Linked DNA regions of Homo sapiens: all the other regions are linked to region 3. The links are chromatin loops, found by intact Hi-C in ENCODE. Cell type or tissue: IMR-90. All regions are shown on one strand. Links, peaks and the distances in the headings refer to the core of each region. The heading gives the core; the rest is flanking DNA. Region 1 overlaps CTPS2 (CTP synthase 2). Region 2 has its middle 53 kb from the start of MAGEB17-AS1. Region 3 overlaps LOC124905249 (a long non-coding RNA gene).

Evidence for each region. A loop is a pair of places that touch in the nucleus more often than their neighbours do. Peaks named below come from ENCODE experiments on the same cell type or tissue, not always from the same donor. Only the 100,000 strongest peaks of a DNase experiment are listed, where the experiment ranks them.
Region 1: it touches region 3 in a loop (7-fold over the local background); 63 of 110 quality-filtered maps call a loop at or near these places.
Region 2: it touches region 3 in a loop (2.1-fold over the local background); 2 of 110 quality-filtered maps call a loop at or near these places.

What each region holds. Positions count from the first base shown.
Region 1 is chrX:16,661,891-16,667,485 of GRCh38, reverse strand. All of the region lies in intron 13 of CTPS2 (CTP synthase 2), which reads left to right. Among named protein-coding and RNA genes, the nearest start is that of S100G, 15 kb to the right of the region's middle. In IMR-90, for the core only: a CTCF peak has its summit at 3,251 (motif pointing right); DNase peaks (open chromatin) are centred at 795, 2,205 and 3,165; H3K27ac peaks cover 1,696 bases.
Region 2 is chrX:16,219,127-16,224,721 of GRCh38, reverse strand. No RefSeq gene overlaps it. Among named protein-coding and RNA genes, the nearest start is that of MAGEB17-AS1, 53 kb to the right of the region's middle. In IMR-90, for the core only: no CTCF peak of the experiment used is centred there; a DNase peak (open chromatin) is centred at 2,391; H3K27ac peaks cover 1,010 bases.
Region 3 is chrX:16,434,204-16,439,798 of GRCh38, reverse strand. LOC124905249 (a long non-coding RNA gene) reads left to right here. Exons shown (of 2, transcript XR_007068397.1): 2 at 738-2,422. Among named protein-coding and RNA genes, the nearest start is that of MIR548AM, 190 kb to the left of the region's middle. In IMR-90, for the core only: a CTCF peak has its summit at 3,022 (motif pointing left); a DNase peak (open chromatin) is centred at 3,018; H3K27me3 peaks cover 86 bases.

The sequences.
Region 1 (5,595 bases), core at 369-5,368, 230 kb before region 3:
CAGTCATTGTCACTTGGGTCCTGGCTCTTGCCTAAATTCATAAGGGGCTATTGGCTGGGCGCCATGGCTCACCCCTGTAATCCCAGCACTTTGGGAGGTCAAGGCGGGCGGATCACTTGAGGTTAGGAGTTCAAGAGTAGCCTGGTCAACATGGTGAAACCCCTGTCTCTACTAAAAATACAAAAATTAGCTGGCTGTGGTGGCAGATGCGTGTAATATCAGCTACTCGGGAGGCTGAGGCAGGAGAATTGCTGGAACCCGGGAGGTGGAGGTTGCAGTGAGCCAAGATCATGCCACCGCACTCCAGCCTCAGTGACAGAGTGAGACTCCTTCTCAAAAAAAAAAAAAGGCGGGGGGGGGTCTATTATTATTTTTTCTTTACAGCACCAGAACATTTTAAATTACATTATTCTTATATTAAATTCCTTTGTTCTTGATAGTCCATCTTCTCAGCTATGCCTTAAAGACAGTCACAATCCTGGACTGATTTCTCTTTGTCGCAGCTTTCAAGCTTAATGTTTAGGAAAGGATTAAATCGGCTGTGACAACAATTTATAACATCTACTATAAATAAATGAGCTGTCCTGTCTCCAGACTCATCACCAGTCTGCCTATTTTCCACACTGGTGGTCATCTGTCTTTCTAAAACAAAAGCGACAGTGATTCTGCTGCCAGTCCTCATCTTCCATCAGTTTCTTTTCCCTTAAAATATTCAGTCCAGGATTCTGGGCTGGGTCCCAAAGCCACTGTGCTCTGTCACCTGCTGCTTTGCTGATTCATCCCATGGCATCCTGATTCCTCCCAGGCTTTGAGTTTTTTTCTTTTTTGTGTTTTTTTGAGGCAAGTTCTCACTCTGTCACACAGGCTGGAATGCAGTGGCATGATCACGGCTCACGGAAGCCTAGACCTCCCGGGGTCAAACAATCTTCCCACCTCATTTTTTGATTTTTTTTGTAGAGACAAGGTCTCACTATGTTGCCCAGGCTACATGCTTTGAGTTTTACGTTTGGACAATCTAAACTAGTTTTTCAGATACAGCCTGAGGTTCCCTATACCTGAGATGTCCACCTGCCTAAAATCCCTCTCCCCCTGGAATCTCAATAAAAGCATTGAAAAATTTAATTAACAACAACTCAGTTACCAACAACTTCCTATTCATCTGAGGAAACCTTTCCTGACCTCTTTTCTTTACCTGCCTCTGCCTTCTGCCTCATGCTACTGTGCTCACCACTAACAGAGCGAGTTCTGCAAGATGATGGTTGGCCTTCAGTCAGCCTGTTTGCCAGCCACCCATGCACACCCAGTCGTGTCCCTGCTGCTGGGCACCTACTTCTAATGGAGCTCGCGCCTCACAATCGCGATTGGTTTTTTAAACAGCTTTATTGAGATACAATTCATATACCACAAAATTTAGCCATTTAAACTGTATAATCCGGCCAGATGCGGTGGCTCACGCCTGTAATCCCAACACTTTGGGAGGCCTAGGCAGGTCAATCACTTGAGGTCAGGAGTTCGAGACTAGACTGGCCAACAAGTTGAAACCCCATCTCTACTAAAAATACAAAAAATTAGCTGGGCGTGCTGGTGCATGCTTGTAATCCCAGCTGCTAGGGAGGCTGACACAGGAAAATTGCTTGAACCCAGGAGGCGTTGGTTGCAGTGAGCTGAGATCGTGCCATTGCACTCCAGCCTGGGCAACAGAGTGAGACTTTGTCTCAAAAAACAAACAAACAAAAAACTGTATAATCCAATGGTTTTTAGCATATTCACGGATCTGTGCCACTCTCATTACAAGCAATTTTGGGCCATTTTCATTACTCCAAAAAGAAACCCCACACGCCTTAGCTGACACCCCCAAGCCTCCTATCTCCACCAGCCCCAGGCAACCATTAGTCTACCTTCTGTCTTCATAGATTTGCCTGTTTGAATCATTTAATATAAATGGAATCATCCAATATGTAGCCTTTTGTGACTGGTTGCTTTTACTTAGGATAATGTTTTCAAAGTCTGTCTATGTTGTAACACGTATCAGTACTTTGTTTCTTTTTATTGCTGATTAATATTTCATTATATGGACATGAAACATTTTATTTATCCATTGATGAACATCTGCATTGTTTCTACTTTTTGGCATTGTGACTAACGCTGCTGTGAACATTCATGTGCAAGTTTTTGTGTGGACATATGTTTTCATTTCACCAGGAGTGGAATTTCTGAGTCATATGGTAATTCTGTGTTTAACCCTTTGAGGAGCTGTAGGACTGTTTTCCAAAGTGGCTGCAACATTTTAATTTCCTGCCAGCAATGTATGAGGGTCCTAATTTGTCCATATCCTTGTGAACATTTGTTATTTCTGTCTTTTTGATGATAGCCATCCTAGTGGATGTGAAGTGGTGTCTCATCGTGGCTTTGATTTGCAGTTGCCTGATGGCTAAGGATGTTGAGCATCTTTTCATGTGTTTATTGGCCACTTGTATGTCTTCTCTGGAGAAAGGTCCATTCACATCCTTTGTCTATTTTAAAATTAGGGTATTTGTATTTTTATTATTGAGTTGTAACAGTTCTTTATATATTCTAGATATAAGTTCCTTATATATAATCTGTGCTATCGGCATTTGGGAACACATCATTCTTTGTTGTATGTGGGAGCTCCTGCCCACTAGGTGCCAGTATCACTCCCTAACCCCTGCCCAACTGTGACACTAAAAGTACCTCCAGATATTGTCAAATATCTCTTGGGGGCAGGGGCAGAATCGCCCTGGTTGAGAACCACTGATTTAGAGAAATCTAGTTCTATTTCTGTCCCCTGTAGCCTGTTTAATCCCTTCCCTTATGGCAAGCATTCATTCTTTTTTTTCTTGGTTCATCTTCCCATTTTTTACATATAAGTAAAGCTGTATGTCTTTGTCATCCACTTCCCTTCTTAGGGAAATGGTAGCATACTCTACACAGTTTTTTCCTGCCTTGCATTTTTCGCTTAACACTGTATGCTGGAGATCACCCCACGGAAGCACATAGAAGCATTCTTCACTCTTTTTTTTTATAGCTTGTAACTCAAACCATAATGAACCATAACTTACCAGCCAGATGGTACTTTTAAGTCTTATGCTCAGAAGGCCTAATACCAATGAAGGGTTCCTTATGAGCCTTTAATATAAACATATTTCCTGACTAATAGCTGAAATGGCTGTGCCAGGAAAACTATGGGTTTTCTTTTCTAAGATATACTTTGGGATAGGAAGTGATTTTACCAGTAGGTGCCACTGTTAGATAGTGTTGGCAAGGTTAATTCTTTGATGATTATTCTTTACTGGGGGTGTGTGTACGTGCGTTAAAAAATTTTTACACATGGCCGGGCGCAGTGGCTCATGCCTATAATCCCAGCACTTTGGGAGGCCAAGGCGGGCAGATCACAAGGTCAGGAGATCAAGACCATCCTGGCTAACATGGTGAAACTTTGTCTCTACTAAAAACATAAAGAAATTAGCTGGGCGTGGTGGCACGCGCCTGTAGTCCCAGCTACTCGGGAGGCTGAGGCAGGAGAATGGCGTGAACCCAGGAGGCAGAGCTTCCAGTGAGCCGAGATTGCACCACTGTACTCCAGCCTGGGTGACAAAGCAAGACTCTGCCTCAAAAAAAATGAAAAAAAATTTTTTTTTACACAGAGTAAAAAAGTTAAGCCCTGCAGAAAAAGGTACAGAACTGTCTCTCCTTTGCCCCCACCTCACTTCGGTTCCCTTCCCCAGTGGCAACTACTTTGATCCATTTCTTTCTTTCTTTTTTTCCTTTTTAAAGAGATGGGCTGTCTCACTATGTTGCCCAGGCTGGATATTCACAGGTGTGATCATAGCGCACTACAGCCTCGAACTCCTGAGCTCAAGTGATTTTCCCACCTCAACTTCCCAAGTAGCTGAAACTACAGGAGCTCAGCTGATGCATTTCTTTAGTTATTTCAGAGATTTGTGTGTGTGTTTTTGTGTGTGTATACCCACTTAGCCACACACATATGAATATGTATTGCGTTTAAAAAAAAGATCTTGGCTAGGTGCAGTGTCTCATGCCTGTAATCCCTGCACTTTTGGAGGCTGAGGCGGGAGGACTGCTTGAGTCTTGGAGTTTGAGAGCAGCCTGGGCAACATAGTTACACCTTGCCTCTACAATAAATAAATAAAATTACCTGGGCATGGTGGCATGCACCTATAGTCCTAGCTACTCGGGAGGCTGAGGGGGAGGATCACTTGAGCCCCAGGGGTTGAGCTGCAGTGAGCTGTGATCACGCCGCTGCATTCCAGCCTGGGTGACAGAGCGAGACCCTGTCTCAAAACAAAACCAAACAAAACAACTTTGTAGCATGCTCCAGACACTGTTCCCACCTTGCTTTATATACTGATCATTCCACATCAATGTGCAGGGATGTCTTCGGTGTGCTTGCTCTGCTGTATGCTATATGGCTGCATCCTTATTTATTTAACCAGTCTCATATTTAGTTTGTGTCCATTATTTTGCTGCTTTAATTTATGCTGCAAATTAGTATCCATGTACATATATCCTTGCACCCACGCGCGAACACATCTGCAGGGATAGATTCCTAGAAGGGGAGTTGCTAAGTCAGAGGATGTGTGCATTTTACATTTTGATGGCTCCTATACACATAAGTGAGATGAGAACAATAAAAGCTAATTGCTATTGAACGTCTTTATGGCCTGCAATGTTTGTTGGAGAAAAATAGCCTTAAGAGCTAGCACTTGTATCGATGTGAGAAGTCTTATTAAAAAAAAAAAAAAAAAGACTAAGGAGATAGAATCATAAGGCAGCAAGCACCATGAAGCCTGCAGAGTTACTTAAGCTTGAGCAAATAACAGTTACTTTGTGGGGACTGGTCATTCTGGCTGTTCTAGCTAGGAAAGTAAACAGTTTGGAAACCAGGAGCCTTCTATAGGGAATATTTACTCCTAAGATCTCTTCATAGGTCATCATGACCCTCCTTTGGCATGCATGATTAGTGCTATGGCTGTTGATGAAATCAATAGAGACACTGGCATCCAGAACAGTTCCAAGAGAAAGTGTCTGTTATACACATAAAAAGAGAAACAGATTTTTCCCTAAGGGTTAAGGTAGACTCTTTCTGCGTCTCAGAGTGCCCAGGAGAGAATGAGTAAAATTTATTTTATTGTGTCATTTCTCTGCTTAATCCACAAGGTGAAATTGAAGGCTCTGGGACTTTGCAGAATACTTAGGGTTCTATAGCAACTCTGGTTTTTTGCCCTGCTTCAAAGTAGTCTCAGCTGCCTTCTAGATGGTACATAACCAAGAGCGTAGCTGTTGCTGACTTACATTCTAACCCTATATCAATCACATGGCTGCTGCTGACATCCTTGACCTTGAATTTGGCTTCAGATCTCTCCAGTACATCTGTAGTGTAGTTCACAGCACTTTGGACTTTATATTTTGAATATTTTCAGCTTTTGAGGCATATATATATATATATATATGAATGAACAATCTCAATCTAATGTGTAGGCATGTGAATGTGCTTAACTCTAAGCATTTCTTTTCTGTTTGTTGAAAAAGGTAACTAAAAATTCTAAATTTACA
Region 2 (5,595 bases), core at 236-5,235, 220 kb after region 3:
TTCCTCAAAATATGGCATGCTATAGTTTGATTTGTAGGACCCTCTAAACCTCATGTTAAAATTTGATCCCCAATGTTGGAGGTGGGGCCTAGTGGGAGGTGCTTGGTCATGGGAGTGGATCACTCATGAATGGCATGGTGCTGTCCTTGCAAAAATGAGTGAGTTCTTGCTCTATTAGTTCCTGTGAGAACTGGTTGTTAAAAAGAGCATGATACCTCCTCCCTCTGTATTTTTGCTTCCTCTCTCACTATGTGATCTCTGTATATGCCAGCTCCCCTTCACTTTCTGTCATGAGTAGAAACAGCCTGAGGCTTTCAGCCGATACTCAATCTTTCAGCCAGCAGAATCATGGGCCAAATAAACATCTTTTCTTTATAAATTAGTCAGCCTCAGGTATTCCTTTATAGCAACACTAAATGGACTAAGACGGAACATTGGTACTGAGGAGTGGGGTTTGCCATAAAGAAACTTGAAAATGTGGAAGCAGCTTTGGAACTGGGTAATGGGCAGAAGCTAGAAGAGTTTGGAGAGTTCAGAAGAATTCAAACAGACGAGAAATGTTGGAACTTCTTAGAGATTGGTTAAATAATTGTGATCAAAAAGCTGATAGAAATATAGATAGTAAAGGCCATGCTGAACTGTGGTATCAGATGACAATGAGAAACTTTGGGACTGGAGCATAGATCGCCCTTGTTACACTGCAGCAAATAATTTGACTGCATTATGTCTATGCCCTAGGGCTTTATGGAAGGCTGAACTTAAGAGCAATGACCTAGGATAACTGGGGAAGAAATTTCTTGGCAGCAAAGCATTCAAAAAGTAATGTGGCTACTTTTAACTGCTCACCATCAGATATGGCAGCAAAGGAATGACCTAAAGGTGGAATTTATAATTGAAAAGGAAGCGGTACATACAAATTTGGGAAATTCACAGCCTGGCCATGCAGTAGAGAAAAAAAAAAAAAAGCATTTTCAGGAGAGGAATCCAAGGATGCTATGGAGCAATCATTTGCTAGAGAGATTAGCACCGATAAAAGGGAGCCAGGTGCTAATAGTAAAGATGATGGGAAAAAGACCCCCAAAGCATTTCAGCCATCTTAAAGATTACTCCCTCCCATCACAGGACCAGAGGCCTAGGAGGATAGAATGGTTTTAGGGAACAGAACCAGGGTACTGCTAGACTGCACCACCTTGGGATGCTGCTCCCTGCATACCAGCTGCTCTGGCTCCAGCCACAGCTCAAGGGGCCCCAAGTACCACTCCAGGGAGTGCAAGCCATAAGCTTTGCCAGCTTCCATGTGGTTTTAATTCTGCAAGCTCCCAGAATGCAAGAGTGGTGGAGGCTTAACAGTTTCCACTTAGATTTCAGAGGGTATATTGGAAAGTCTTGGTGCCCAGACAGAAGCCTGCTATAGGGGCAAAGTTCCCACAGAAAGGCTCTACCAAGGCAATGCTGAGAAGAAAGGTGGAATTGTTGCCTCTGCAGAGTTCCCATCAGGGTATTGCCTAGTAGAGCTGTGGGAGTAGGACCACCACTCTTGAGACTCCAGCATTAATAGAGCCATCAGCAGCATGTAACTCCAGCCTGGAAAAACTGTAAGCATTCAACTCCAACCCATGAGAGCATCTACAAAGGCTGTGCCCAGGAAAGCCATGGGGGCAGAACTGCCCAAGGCCTTGTGAACCTATCCCTTACACCAGTGTGTCCAGGATGTAGGTCATGGATTCAAAGGAGATTATTTTGAAGTTTTAAGATTTAATTTCTGCCCTGCAAGGTTTTGGATTTGCTTTTGGAATGGGAATGTTTACTCAATACCTGTACAACCATTTTATCTTGGAAGCAAATACATTGTTTTTTATTTTTCAGATTCACAACTGTAAGGAAATTGCCTTGGTCTCAGATGAGACTTTGAACTTTTAAGTTGGTGGTGGAGCCAGTTAAGACTTTGGGAGACTATTGGGAAGGGATGGTTGTATTTTGCATGTGGGAAGGACATGAGATTCAGGGGGCTAGGGCTACAATGCTGTAGTTTGGTCTGTTTGACATGCCAACCTTAAATAATGTGATTCAGAAAATATGATTCAGTATAGAGTTTATTTGAGCACCAAGCTTGAGGAATGCCACCTGGGAACAGACTCCAAATGAATGGGGTCAGCATTCCAAAAAGTGGAGAAGTAAAAGTTTCACTTATATAGGCAGAGACAGAGATATTTTAGCAGGATTACAACATTTTCCATAGAGACCAGTGCATACCTCACAACAATTTGATTGGTTACATTTACATTCCAAGGAAGATGACATTATTACTCCATTAGGAGGGATAGTGATCTGAGTGGGTCTTATCTCTGGCTCCATTTGATTTTATTATTTACAGGGGAAAAAAAGGCAGAAGTTGCAGTTGCATGTTGCATGACTCAGGCTGCATAGCCACATTCCTCTCAAGGCTAAGAATAATTTAAAGTTATGTCAGGCCTCTGAGCCCAAGCTAAGCCATCATATCCCCTGTGACCTGCATGTATACATCCAGATGGCCTGAAGCAACAGAAGATCCACAAAATCACTGAAAATAGCCTTAACTGATGACATTCCACCACTATGATTTGTTCTTGCCCCACCCTAACTGATACATATATTCTCCCCTGCCCTTAAGAAGATACTTTGTAATATTCTCCCCACCCTTCAGAATGTGCTTTGTATGCCTATCCCAAACCTATAAGAACTAATGATAATCCCACCACCCTTTGCTGACTCCTTTTTTGGACTCAGCCTGCCTGCACCCAGGTGAAATAAACAGCCTTGTTGCTCACACAAAGGCTGTTTGGTGGTCTCTTCACACAGACGTGCATGACATTTGGTGCCAAAACCCGGGACAGGAGGACTCCTTCGGGAGAGCAGTCCCCTGTCCTCATCCTCACTCCATGAGGAGATCCACCTATGACCTTGGGCCCTCTGACCAACCAGCGCAAGGAACATCTCACCAATTTCAAATCAGGTAAGCCGTCTGTTCACTCTTCTCCAGCCTCTCTTGCTACCCTTCAATCTTCCTCTCTCGCTACCCTTCAATCTCCCTGTCCTTCCAATTCCAGTTCTTTTTCCCCTCTAGTAGAGACAAGGAGACACATTTTATCCATGGACCCAAAACTCCGGAGCCGGTCACGGACTTGAGAAGACAGTCTTCCCTTGGTGTTTAATCACTGCGAGGACACCTGCCTGATTATTCACCCACATTTCATTGGTGTCTGATCATTGTGGGGATGCCTGCCTTGGTCATTCACCCACATTTCCTTGGTGGCAAGTCAATTGCAGGGACGCCTGCTTAGGCTGCTCACCCACATTGCAGCCCAGGGCTGCTCATCCCCAACCCCCTTCTCCATGTCTCTACCCTCTCTTTTCTCTGGGCTTGCCTCCTTCACTATGGGCAACCTTCCACCCTCCATTCCTCCTTCTTCTCCCTTAGCCTGTGTTCTCAAAAACTTAAAACCTCTTCAACTCACACCTGACCTAAAACCTTAACATCTTATTTTCTTCTGCTATGCCGCTTGGCCCCAGTACAAACTCGACAATAGTTCCAAGTAGCCAGAAAACAGCACTTTTGATTTCTCCATTTTACAAGACCTGGATGATTTTTGTCGAAAAATGGGCAAATGGTCTGAGGTGCCTGACGTCCAGGCATTCTTTTACACATCAGTCCCTCCCTAGTCTCTCCTCCCAATGCGACTCGTTCCAAATCTTTCTTCTTTCTCTCCTGTCTGTTCCTTCAGTCTCCACCCCAAGTTCTGAGTCCTTTGAATGCTTCTTTTCTACGGACTCATCTGACCTCTCCCCTTCTCCTCAAGCTGCTCGTCGCCAGGCCGAGCCAGGTCCCAACTCTTCTTCAGCCTCCACTCCCCCACCCTATAACCCTCCTATTACCTCCCCTCCTCACGCCAGGTCTGGCTTACAGTTTCATTCCACGACTAGCCCTCCCCAACCTGCCCAACAATTTTCTTTTAGAGAGGTAGCTGGAGCTGAAGGCATAGCCAAGGTTAATGCTCCTTTTTCTTTATCCAACCTCTCCCAAATCAGTTAGTGTTTAGGCTCTTTTTCATCAAATATAAAAACCCAGCCCAGTTCATGGCCCGTTTGGCAACAACCCTTAGACACTTTACTGCCTTAGACCCAGAGGGCCCAGAAGGCCGTCTTATTCTCAATATGCATTTTATTACCCAACCCACTCCCGACATTAGAAAAAGCTCCAAAAATTAGATTCTGGCCCTCAACCCCACAACAGGACTTAATTGACCCTGCCTTCAAGGTGTGCAATAAGAGAGAAGAGTTGCAATTACTTGCCTCTGCTGTGAGAGAAACCCCAGCCACATCTCCAGCACACAAGAACTTCAAAACATCTGAACCGCAGTGGCCAGGCATTCCTCCAGGATCGCCTCCCCCAGGAGCTTGCTTTAAGTGCTGGAAATCTGGCCACTGGGCTGAGGAATGCCTGCAGCCCAGGATTCCTCCTAAGCTGCGTCCCATCTGTGTGGGACCCCACTGGAAATCGGACTGTCCAGCTCACCTGGCAGCCACTCCCAGAGCCGCTGGAACTCTGGCCCAAGGCTCTCTGACTCCTTCCCAGATCTTCTTGGCTGAGTGGCTGAAGACTGACACTGCCCGATCGCCTCAGAAGCCTCCTGGACCGTCACAGACACTTTGGGTAACTCTTACAGTGGAGGGTAAGTCCGTCCCCTTCTTAATCAATATGGAGGCTACCCACTCTACATTACCTTCTTTTCAAGGGCCTGTTTCCTTTGCCTCCATAACTGTTGTGGGTATTGACGGCCAGTCTTCTAAACCTCTTAAAACTCCCCAACTCTGATGCCAACTTGGACAACATTCTTTTATGCACTCTTTTTCAGTTATCCTCACCTGCCCAGCTCCCTTATTAGGTCAAGACATTTTAACTAAATTATCTGCTTCCCTGACTATTCCTAGGCTACAGCCACACCTCATTGCCGCCTTTTTCCCCAGTTCAAATCTCCTTCACATCCTCCCCTTGTATCTCCCCACCTTAATCCACAAGTATGGGACACCTCTACTCCCTCCTTGGCAACCGATCATGCACCCCTTACCATCCCATTAAAACCTAATCACCCTTACCCCGCTAAATGCCAATATCCCATCCCACAGCACACTTTAAAAGGATTAAAGCCTGTTATCATTTGCCTGCTACAGCCTGGCCTTTTAAAGCCTATAAACTCCCCCTTACAATTCCCCCATTTTACCTGTCCAAAAACTGGACAAGTCTTACAGGTTAGTTCAGGGTCTGTGCCTTATCAACCAAATTGTCTTGCCTATCCACCCCGTGGTGCCAAACCCATATACTCTCCTATCCTCAACATCTCCTCCACAACCCGTTATTCTGTTCTAGATAAACCTAGTTGACCCCATAAATCCTAAATCCTTTCCCCACTCCCCTTTCCATTCCTTAAAAAACAGCCCTAAAAGCTGCTCCCACACTAGCACTCCCTAACTCATCCCAACCCTTTTCATTACACACAGCCAAAGTGTAGGGCTGTGTGGTCAGAATTCTTACACAAGAGCCAGGACTGCACCCTGTAG
Region 3 (5,595 bases), core at 172-5,171:
GTAAATAAACTATGTTTATAAATATGCATGCATGTATTTAAGTATAAGTTCTATTTCTCTCTGTTCCCTGGAAAGTCACAGGTTGAAATTAATTTTAAGAGAACATTGACCAGGCCCCTTAAAGGTTAAATTAAACTGAGGGGTGCTACTGCAATTTAATTACGTTTTCATCTTTTCGGATTAGTCATTGAATACAGATTGAAATCCTATTTTCACACATCTCTATAGGTCACCTAAATGGCTTGTTCAAAATTCTAATTTTTTTTCCCTCATGAATAATTTCCCTCAAAAGGTAACCTTTCTTCTCTATGGGCATAATAAAAGTGTTTATGTAAAAATGGCAAAGGAAAATGGATTATATTTTGTAACATACTGAGTTGTGAAGCAGAATTATGCCTTTGTACTATGAAGCTGTTCTTTTCTTTTTCCAAATGTGAAGATTTAGAAGCGAGGTGACCCGCTATTGTAGCTATGTGAAGAGGGGGAGAATCAGGGCTCCCATTACAGAGCGTAGGAGGGATGATGAATACCATAGTGAGGTTTAGTGCCACTTAAGAGCCAAAAAATTTCTGTCACAAACCTACCCCTGCTGTCTCACATTTCTGATATTAGTTCCCATTGATTGTTTCATTGCTCCTCATTGATTCTTCCAGAAATTTCTTCCTCCTTCCTAATGTCCTTTGGCTTTGCATCTCATGCCATCAGACTTCACCACTTTCTCCTCTTTCTTGTTGCAGTCATCTCCAGAGTCCTGGGTCATTCTTCTTTCTTGAAGAGTACAAGGAAGAACGCTTCCTGTCATTCTTTCCAGCACTGCTCCAGCATAATTCCTGGTGATTTAAATACAGTTGATTCTCATTATTTGGGGTAGTTAGGGTGTATAAACTTGCGATGAACACCGAATCAGTGAATACTAAACATCGTTCCTAGGGGAAAAGCACAAGTTCCTGCAAGCTTCTGGTAACTACATTGTCATGAATAGATCAAACATAACCCTGTTTTATATATGTTTCTGTCTAAAGACACCTTGTTTAATATATATTGTTGATTCATTAACATTGAACTTACAGCTAGAATGCATGCTTGAAAGAAGCTTTTCTAACACAAATTATGTATTTATGTATTTATTTATTTATTTTCCCATAAGGTACATCACAGCCTTCTTGTACTTAGGAGTGCTAGGCAGCACTAAGCTTGAGGACCATTTTTAGGTTTTTTGTTTTTTTGAGACAGGATCTCACCATATCACCTAGGCTGGAGTACAGTGGTGCCATCATGGCTCACTGCAGCCTCGACCTCCCTGGGCTCAGGTGATCCTCCCATCTCAGCCTCCAGAGTAGCTGGGACTACAGGCACATGCCACCAGCAGGCCTGGCTAATTTTTTTTTTTGGTATTTTTTGTAGAGATGGGGTTTTGCCATGTTGCCCAGGCTGCTCTCAAACTCCTGGGCTCAAGTGACCCACCCGTCTCAGCCTTTTAAATTGCTGGGATTACAGGTGTAAGCCACCCTACCCAGTCATTGGGGACCATTTTGAACAGCAAAATCACCAACAAAAAGCACAAAAATGCAAAAAACATGGCACTAAATAGTGAAAAGGACACTTGTTTATAGCCTGAGAGCTGAAACAAGAAGGCAGAGTGTCGCCTCATTTGACTCAGCTGGTGGCGTGCACGTTGGGCAACTCAAATTTTTTGCTGCTCTGCACATGTCTGCGAATGACTGCTAAAGTTCCAAGCATATTGATTTTTGGGGCTGCAAATAAATTTTAGAAAGTAGACAAATTTGCAAACAGAGAATCTGTGAATAATGAGGATTGGCTGTGTCTATGTTGATGATCTTTCTGATGATGTGAGCACTGCATTTCTTGACTTTCTGTCTAAGTATGGTAGATCTTGTCTACCATACTATTTTAGCCATGCACCCCCAAGATCATGCCGAATGTCATGAAAAGACAATATTTCCCATCCCAACACCTGTTTTTTATACAGGGATCTGAAAGTGTCAGAACCAGGGTAATTTTTTCTTTGATGTCTCATCCCCTCTGTGTTTACACCCCCACCTCCCTATCCATATGCTGAAACCCTAACCCCCAGTGTGGCTGTGGCCTCTAAGGAAGTGATTAAGGTTAAACGAAGTTGTAAGGGTGGGGCCGTGATCTGATAGGATTAATGTTCTTATAAGAAAAGACACTGGGGTTGGCCCGCACATGCGCTCACTCATGCTCATGTGCGGTCTCTCTCTCTTTCCCCCTCCTTGTGCCCTCAGAGGAAAGGCCATGTAAGGATGCAGGAAAAAGTCAGTAATCTGCAAGCCAGGAAGAAAGCTGTGGCACCACCAGAATCTGCAATCCGCTAGAACCTTGATCTTAAACTTCCCAGCTTCCAAAACTGGGAGAAAATAAATTTCTGTTGTTTAAGCCACCCAGTCTATGATACTTTGTTATTGCAACCTGAGCTGGCTAAGACACCCTTTTAAGGTATTTTTCTCTCTAGAAGAGCTCTCATTGTCTCACCTAAGTGCACTGTCCTAAACAGGTATTCTGTACTTCAAACTTTTCCTACCCACCACCAAAACATACCTTTTAAATATTCCCCAGTACTTTACTTTTCTAAAAATTGGTTCACTAATAAACCAATTGCCATCAATTAGTATTATTTTTATTATCTCTACTAACATTTTAACTTTAAAAGTAAGATATATGTTCACTTTAGGAAATTTGAAAATGACAGAAAAACGTAAAGTAGAAAATAAAAATTACTTTAATTCTAAAATGTTGGCATTTTGATATATTTCTCTTCAGTCTTTTTTTTTTTTTTCTGTGAAAACTTGCCGGAGTTCTTGGTTGCAAATCACTTTAAGCTACCCTCATTACCTTGATGAGAAAAGAAGCTTATTGGTAAGATATCAGGCAGCTCAAAGAAATATGGGACTCTTGGAGAACCTGACTGGGAACGTGGTAGGAGGCATCCATATTAAACTGGGCTACCAGAACTTCTTTCGAGCGCCCTCTAGTGGAACAGTCTGATTCGGACGCCTCTGTTGCCACTGCTGGACATATTCTGTGGGTGACACCGCTGCACTGGATACTAGAAGCCCTGTCAGCACCACCGCTAAGACTTTCTTTGAGTCATTAACTCAAGATTCAAAGAGCTGAGTGGGAGCACCTGATTGGCCAAGCTTAGACTATGTGCCCCCTCCTAGCGCAGCAGCCAGGGCTCAGAGAAAGCCAGAATCTGATCTTTTCTTTTGCAAGAGGGAGGAACTGCCTTCCCTAAGGCTCACGCCATGGGACATTCTCCAGATTTAAGGATAGCATCCAGATCCTGGAAAACCCTTCCTAGAAAAGCAATTACAATGTATTCTTTGGCTACTTGATATCCACATGTACTTTTCTTTCCATATTTTCATGTCACAGTAATCAAGGAAATGTGTAGCGTCTACTGTCACCATTTATACTTCTACCACAAGGCAACAGCTGGTATTTATAACTCCCACCTCTCCCTATTCCAGATCTCCTTTGCCTGCAGCCTGTACCTCAGATTCTCAGTGTGTTTTACTTAGTAGAGTCACTCAAATCTTCATTTCTAAGGAAATTGAACTCTTGGTGGGCCTGCCTGGATTGTCCTGTATTAGTATTTCATTAATTTTTATTACTGGACAAGATAATAATAGGAGGAACTGTAAGACTCACCCAATTTCATTCATACTCATCCCTGCTTGTATCGAGTAGCAGCAACTCAACTGACCCTTAATAGTAAGATGATACTTACTCCTCACCTTTTTTTTTTAATGAGTTTTTTTCTCACCTTTTTTTCTCAAGGGAATGTGTGTGGAGGCCAGCATGGTAATGTGAAAGTCTTGGCTTCTCACTAAATGAAAATCATTCTTGTGGAAAATTTATTTCTTTAGGTACTAAAGCACTTTACATATATTAACAACTTTAGCCCTCCCCAAAATACCGTGGGATTTTACCTTTTACAGATAGGAGAATAGAGGCACAGAGAGGTTAAGTAACCTGTTCAAAATCACACAGCTAGAAAGCAGTAGAGATAGGATTTGAACCCAGCCAATCTGGTCCCTGCTCTTCATGTCTTCTTAATATGATACAGTATTCAGGAATGTCCTGTGTGGTGGCGAGAAAGTCAAGGTTCCTGCATAGCAAATTGTGGAACAGAACTAGAAAAGCCCTGTGACAAGTTGGTAAGGTGTTCTGCTATCCCTGCTAGGTAAAAGCAAAATGCTTCTGGTGTTTATCAGATAAGAGACAAAGATATTTGACTCTGCAAGGATGGACATTTTTGTTTGTTTTGCTCACTTCACTATACCCAGTACCTAGAACATTACCTGGAACATAGTAGGTGCTCAATTCACTGAAGAATGAATAAATGCCAGACACCAGGGACTGGGTTATGTTTCCTCATTAGTAGGCCACATCCATAAATGCAGCTGCAATTGGAATCACCCCCTCATGAAGCACATGTCAATCCACCATCATTCTCCAAGAAGCCCCCATCCTCTGCACTGGACAAACTGGAAAGTTAGGTGGGGATGTACTAGGAATCACCTTCCCTGCATTTCTTAAGATTTTCATGGTGACACTAATTGCTATAATTTTCTCAGATATGGTATTGCTTTTTATTTTTCATTTTGAGTGCAATGGGTAATCCTAGGGGCTTCCATTGGACTTATTTTACCTGTGGTTCAGAGACAATGTGGGGATTCTAGCAGTGGCTAGATTTACCTATTCAAAGTAAATCCTTAGGAAACAGATAGATAAACTATCATGGGCTGAGTTCAGAGTGTTAGTCTGTCCACTTTAAATTAGACTGGGACTGGGACCTAAATGCTATTGATCACCTGAATCTTGTAAGTCTCCACCCTAATTAGTGAGTGGCAGTGTTATTTACTCAGATTCAATGTTCAATAATATCTGAAATGGGTAGGCATTTCCCTTTGCCCAATACGCTGTTTCCTTGATAAATATTTACAAGTCAAAGGATAGGAGGAAGATTCCCCAATATTTTTGTGAAGTAATTTCAGGACACTTCTTTAAGGCCCTGCCTGACTTCCCCTTCATTAGGGGATTCAGGGCCTGTGAAGGTTAGTCTTCCTTGTGCAAGGTAATTCTTACAAGGAAAGAGAGTTACGGAGTCTTCAGGTAAGTCATGAGCTGCCTCAGACGTGGGAGGAAGAATGGCTTGAGCTGAAAACCTAGGTTCAGTGGAGTTTGGAGATTTGGTGTTTGAGGCCTTGACACCCTCCCACTGAACACCATTGCAGTTCTCAGGGTCTGCTCTTTCCTTATTGATGCCCTAACTTTCATATAAGGCCCTTGATGAGTCTGTGATTCAGTTGATGTTCTAAATTAGTCCCCACTGGAGTAGAGGATTGATTCTGGGTAGTTTTGTACTGCTGCTACAAAAAATAAGACATTCTTTTTTAGCACAGGGATACAAAATCCTCCTGGTTCTGGGTTTTGCTTTCAGCCAAGAACTAGGGATTTGAGTATCATTCTCTCTCTTTAAGCTTTCCAGTATTAGCCACCTCATTCTCCAGTCCTGGTTTCTCATGCTGCTGTATATGGCACCACCAA